Regions from separate parts of the Homo sapiens genome. Here region 1 is linked to region 2. Evidence: chromatin contacts called from ENCODE Hi-C or POLR2A ChIA-PET data. All regions are on one chromosome and are shown on one strand. Each heading gives the region's core, a stretch centred on a gene start or an enhancer-like site at or near the end of the contact. The rest is flanking DNA. Distances are from core to core; before and after follow the strand shown. Region 1 overlaps TUBD1 (tubulin delta 1). Region 2 overlaps VMP1 (vacuole membrane protein 1).

Region 1 (3,046 bases), core at 447-2,946, 44 kb before region 2:
TCATCTTCTCACTTGCAGCGTTGCTGTTGAGAAGTCTCAGGTTGTTCTGATTCCCAATCCTATTTTGTTATCTCTTGAAGCTTTTAGGATTTTCTCTTTGTCCCCAGCATTCTGAAAGTACTTGACATGGGTCTTTGGTTTATCTCAGTAGAAGGTAAGCTTTATTTAATCTATTTGGTTTACTGTTGCATCTTTGGAGCCTGGAACGGTAAACGCTCAGTGATTATTTGCTGAGTTAGTTGCTCCGGGCACTGAATGGACCCTTACGGACATTGCAGACTTGTGTGGGTTTCACAGTAAGGTGATCTGCCTGGCCATTTTATTGCTGGACTTCCAAATATCATACTCAGCGTATCTTATCTCTTGATCAGTTGCTTCCTCCTCCATCTCTTTCCTGAAGGCATGATAAGCCTGGCTGCCAGCCTTTTCAGAGCTGGACGGGGAAGACATGGACTGTTACACTTTCCTGCGAAAGCTGCTACTTCGTGACCTGGTTTTCCAAAGGTTCTCTACAGGGCTGTGCCAGGTGTCACTGAGGCCAGAGCCTCCCAGGTTTAGCCTTTTCACAGCAGAAACCTTCTAGGGTGGAAGAGCGCACTCCTCCTACTGCAGGGAGTGGGGAAGGGGCTCTCACTGCTTCTCAAATAGATTTTTAGTTAATCCTCCTGTATTTTTACACTTTGATTTTTTTTTTTTTTTTTTTTTTTTTTTTTTTTTTTGTGAGATGGAGTCACACTCTGTCGCCTAAGATGATGCAGTGGCATCATCTTGGCTCACTGCAACCTCCACCTCCCAGGTTCAGGTGATCCTCCCACCTTAGTCGGAATTCCAAGTAGCTGGGATTACCAATGTATGAATGTGTACTACCACACCTAGCTAATTTTTGTATTTTTAGTAGAGATGGGGTTGTATCATGTTGGCCAGGCTGGTCTTGAACTCCTGACCTCAAGTGATCCACATGCCTCAAATTCCCAAAGTGCTGGGATTACAGATATAAGCCACCGTGCCCAGCCTTTTTTTCACTTTGAAAAGTGTCTGGTCTACTTCCAGGACCTCAATTGTGGGCAAAATTTTTAGCTTTTTCTTGTTGTGCAGTCAGTAACCATTTGCTCTCCAGCTCCAAAATTTTGTTGCTGTTATATTCTCTCCTGTTCCTTTTTTTCTTGTTTGTGCTTATCCTTTTAGTGATTAAGCAGGATCTGGAGAGAGAGTGGCAGGAAACTGATATGCTCAGTCTGTCATGTGTAACTAGAAATCACTACTAGGTATTAATAGCATATATTATACCACAAATTAAGTTAGGCTTTTATACTATGAGAGTAGATTTTCTCAACATTTATTTGTAATATCTTACGGATTTTAGATTATAGTGCCAGAGGTTTGGAGATAAGTAGAAAGTTTACATGTAAAAATAGTGCTTCCTGAATTTTTTGGCCATAGTACCTGTTTTTCGAGCAATACCTGTTAATACCACAAGGAACACAATGTTCCTTAGAGTCATGTGAGACATGCTGCTCTGAGCTCTCTTAGGTCAATAAACCACAGTTTGCTGAGTTCCCATGTGGAACTTTTAGGGTGTCAACATTTTTTCTTTTTTCTTTTTTTTTTTTGGCGGGGGGGACAGAATCTTGCTCTGTCACCCAGGCTGGAGTGCAGTGGCGCGATCTTGGCTCACTGCAACCGCTGCCTCCCAGTTGAAGCGATTCTTTTGCCTCAGCCTCCCAAATAGCTGGGACTACAGGTGCGCACCACCATGCCCGTCTAATTTTTGTATTTTTTTAGTAGAGACGGGGTTTCACCATATTGGCCAGGCTGGTCTTGAACTCCTGACCTTGTGATTTGCCCGCCTTGGCCTCCCAAAGTTCTGGGATTATAGGCAGAAGCCACCATGCCCGGCCGGGTGTCAGCATTTTTTCACAGTTGTATAGTTTGAACATATAAATGTTTTCATACACATGTATGAATAGTATATGAATAAATATATATATATGGCACAAACCAGGTTGAAGGATCTAGTTTTATAACTCTTCATATATTCTTTGCTCTGTGGGAAGATTTTGTTTTGTTTTGTTTTTGAGATGGGGTTTCACTCTGTCACGTAGGCTGGAGTGCAGTGGCGCAATCATAGCTCAATGCAGCCTCAAACTCCTGGGCTCAAGTGATCCTCCTATCGCAGCTTCCTATAGCTAGGACTACAGGTGTGTACCACCATAAGTGACTAATTTTCTTATTTATTTATTTATTTATTTATTTTTTGAGATGGAGTCTCGCTCCGTCGCCAGGCTGGAGTGCAGTGGCGCAATATTGGCTGACTGCAACCTCCGCCTCCCGGGTTCAAGCGATTCCCCTGCCTCAGCCTCCTGAGTAGCTGGGACTACAGGCGTGTGCCACCACGCCCAGCTAATTTTTGTATTTTTAGTAGAGATGGGGTTTCACCATGTTGGCCAGTATGGTCTCGATCTCTTGAACTCGTGATCCCCCCCCTCTGCCTCGCAAAGTGCTGGGATTACAGGCATGAGCCACTGCACCTGGCCTAATTTTGTTATTTCTTTTATTTTTGTAGAGATGGGGTCTGACTATGTTGCCCAGGCTAGTCTTGAACTCCTGGTTTCAAGTGATCCTTCCACCTCAGCCTCTCAAAGTGCTGGGATTACAGGCATGAGCCACCGCGCCTGGCCTCTACGTAAAGATTTACCCTATTTCTCTCACCATCAGTATCTGTTTCTGCATGTTCTACCATTAGGGAGAATATGTGATCCAGGAGGGAGCAAGGCAGAAGTTAATGCCTTTTTTTTTTTTTTTTTTTTTGACATGGAGTCTTGCTCTGTTGCCCAGGGTGGAGTGCAGTGGCATGATCTTGGCTCACTGCAGCCTCTGCCTCCTGGGTTCAAACGATTCTCCTGCCTCAGCTTCCCAAGTAGCTGAGATTATAGGCACCTGCCACTACACCCAGCTAATTTTTTTTTTTTTTTTTTTTTTTTTTGTATTTTTAGTGGAGATGGGGTTTCACCATTTTGGCCAGGCTGGTCTCAAACTCCTCACCTCA
Region 2 (2,918 bases), core at 133-2,632:
TGAAAGTAACCACAGTAGTAACTAGCTACAGCTGCACACAGGTGGATGCACGTGTGCACAGGAGAATAGACAGAATTCATGCTGCATCCCTACCAAATTCACACAGCAGCTGTTTGAAACTGGTGCTCTAGTCTAAATTTCCAACTTCCAGCAAATGACTTCACTGGCTTCCAGAGTGCTCCCTCAGGAGTGTCCCCCTTCTCTGCCTCAAAACATCTTGGAGTCTTCACTCCAGTTTTCAAGAAAGAACTGGTTCATGAGGATAATCAATCCACTCCAGAATTGATCCTATCTCAATCATCTCTTATCATTTATATGAATTTAACTTCTCTGTAATAGTACCTAACAGGTTTTGTTATGGATATGAAATGAATATTTATGTAAAGCATCTGGCACAGTGGGTGCTTACTGAATGTTAATTTCCTTCCCACATCCTTCCCTTTCTTCATTTATATTTTCTATCTCTAGCATTTTACTAGAGTTTTTCCCTCAGCCTAAAATACACACTGGTCCCTCCTATTTAATGAATGAATTAATTCATCTGGTCAACAAATATTTACAAAACAATTAAAATGTGTCAGACATGACTTTCGCTTGACCTTTCCTCTAGCCCACAATTCCATGTAATCCAATATATTTGGGTTTTAATTTTCATCATGCTACTAAAATGCTCCATTAAATGGTCAACGGTAACTTCCAAATACAATGTACCCATTTCTCATCTAACAGTCTAACTCCAGAACTCCTGTTTTAACCTTTATGTGGTCTCCCAATATCCATAACAAACATATAGAAAGGTTAACTGTCAAAAGAGAAGGATATATAAACTACCACGGACAAGAAGAGAAAGGGGTTTTCCCAAGCTGCAGAAAGAGGTTATGTTAGACTGTATAACTGAGTCTCGGCAGCTGGGGTTTAAACCCTGTGTTAAGCCTTAAATTCTATCCTTTCATCAGATAATACAAATGCTGGGGTTCCACACTTCCATAACTTTTTCTGATTATTTTCAATGATCAAAGTCAAAGAGAATCAAATACATGGACCATTTTATCCTCTAAAATGAAAGGACAGATTTTCTTTCTGTAGAAGAAAAAGTCCAGGCCCACGTAGCTCATTCTGACCACTTTCCATAGAGTGAGGGATAAGAAACAACATTCGGATTCAAGCACTTTATTACTCACTGGTTAAAATGATCTCTCTTGCCACAGGCAAGCCTGACTCTGAGGTCAAGCATCAAGTTAGCTCAGAAATAGGAGACAGCAAAGAAGAGCATGGAACATTCTGTATCTGGTAAAAAGTCCCTGTTCCAGCCAACACCATCCCCCAGCCCTCAAGTTCAATGATTGAGTTATGGAAACTTTTCTTGTGTGGTAAAACTGGGGACTTTGTCTTCCAATAAGACCCTGGCAACATGACAATGAGCCAATGTTCTGCATATGGTTTGCTGCGAGTCATATGCTTAATGTTATTTTCTGGGAATTCACATCCCCTATTTGGTGAGAATATGGGAACATGTCATTTTAATCATAACTTTAAAAGTTAGATTTGGTTATGCTCTTTAAGAAATATGCACAGGTCTCTCCCACTGGAGAAAGTCTAAAATTAAATAAAAATTAGTATTAAATCGTAATTAAAAAAACAAAAAGGGCTGGGCACGGTGGCTTATGCCTGTAATCCCAGCACTTTGGGATGCCAAGGCGGGTGGATCATGAGGTCAGGAGTTTGAGACCAGCCTAGCCAACATCGTGAAATCCTGTCTCTACTAAAGACACAAAAATTAGCCAGGCATGGTGGCAGGTGCCTGTAATCCCAGCTACTCGGGAGAATCGCTTGAACACAGGAGGCAGAGGTTGCAGTGGGTCGAGATTGCACCACAGCGCTCCAGCCTGGGCAATAGAACAAAACTCTGTCTCAAAAAAAAAAAAAAAAAAAAAAAAAAATCACAACTAACATAATGCCTTTTGAGCTAGAAGTTCCCTAGTTCTTTGGTTCTATCACCTGACTTTGGGTCTCGCCATGTTCGAGACCAGGCTGGACTCAAATTCCTGAGAATTCAACCAATCCATCTGCCTCGGCCTCCCAAAGTGCTGGGATTACAGGCGTGAGCCACCATGCCTAGCCAATTTTTTTTTTTTTTTTTTTTTTGAGACGGAGTCTTGCTCTGTCACCCAGGCTGGAGTGCAGTGGCGCAATCTCGGCTCACTACAATTTCCACCTCCTGGGTTCAAGAGATTCTCCCACCTCAGCCTCTTGAGTAGCTGGGACTACAGGCACCCATCACCACGCTTGGCTAATTTTTGTATTTTTAGTAGAGATGGGGTTTCACCATGTTGGCCAGGCTGGTCTTGAACTCCTGACCTCAGGTGATCCGCCCACCTCGGCCTCCCAAAGTGCTGGGATTACAGGCGTGGGCCACTGCGCCTGGTCCTTTTTTTTTTTTTTTTTTAGAAGGAGTCTCCCTCTGTCACTGAGGCTGGAGTGCACTGGCACGATCTTGGCTCACTGCATTCTCCACCTCCCGGGTTCAAGTGATTCTCCTGTCTCAGCCTCCCGAGTAGCTGGGATTATAGACGCCCACCCCCACGCCCGGCTAATTTTTTGTATTTTTAGTAGAGATGAGGTTTCATCAGGTCGCCCAGGCTGGTCTTGAACTCCTGACCTCAGGTGATACACCTGCCTTGGCCTCCCAAAGTGCTGGGGTTATAGATGTGAGCCATCATGCCCGGCCCCAGCCAAAAGATTTTTGATACCCTTTTTTTTTTTTTTGGAGACAGAGTCTCGCTGTGTCGCCCAGGCTGGAGTGCAGTGGTGTGATCTCAGCTCACTGCAAGCTCTGCCTCCTGGGTTCAAGTGATTCTCCTGCCTCAGCCTCCTGAGTAGCTGGGACGACAGGTGCCTGCCACCATGCCCGGCTAATT

Evidence for each region. Hi-C counts contacts between places; a loop is a spot of excess contacts on that map. ChIA-PET counts read pairs that join two places held with the same protein, here RNA polymerase II (POLR2A).
Region 1: a map of endothelial cell of hepatic sinusoid shows a loop between it and region 2 (8-fold over the local background). The contact joins two enhancer-like sites. A Hi-C loop is called at or near these places in 3 of 168 maps with a recorded cell type or tissue (Panc1, endothelial cell of hepatic sinusoid and endothelial cell of umbilical vein). POLR2A ChIA-PET finds 5 or more read pairs at or near these places in 15 of 52 experiments (BJ, CD4-positive, alpha-beta T cell, GM10248 and 12 more).

What each region holds. Positions count from the first base shown.
Region 1 is chr17:59,868,046-59,871,091 of GRCh38, reverse strand. The region is part of intron 6 of TUBD1 (tubulin delta 1); the gene reads left to right. Among named protein-coding and RNA genes, the nearest start is that of TUBD1, 23 kb to the left of the region's middle. Within about 2 kb of position 1,696, at least 4 of the 41 ENCODE cell types and tissues checked have a DNase peak (open chromatin) inside an H3K27ac peak, as active enhancers do.
Region 2 is chr17:59,824,100-59,827,017 of GRCh38, reverse strand. All of the region lies in intron 10 of VMP1 (vacuole membrane protein 1), which reads right to left. Among named protein-coding and RNA genes, the nearest start is that of MIR21, 16 kb to the left of the region's middle. Within about 2 kb of position 1,382, at least 9 of the 41 ENCODE cell types and tissues checked have a DNase peak (open chromatin) inside an H3K27ac peak, as active enhancers do.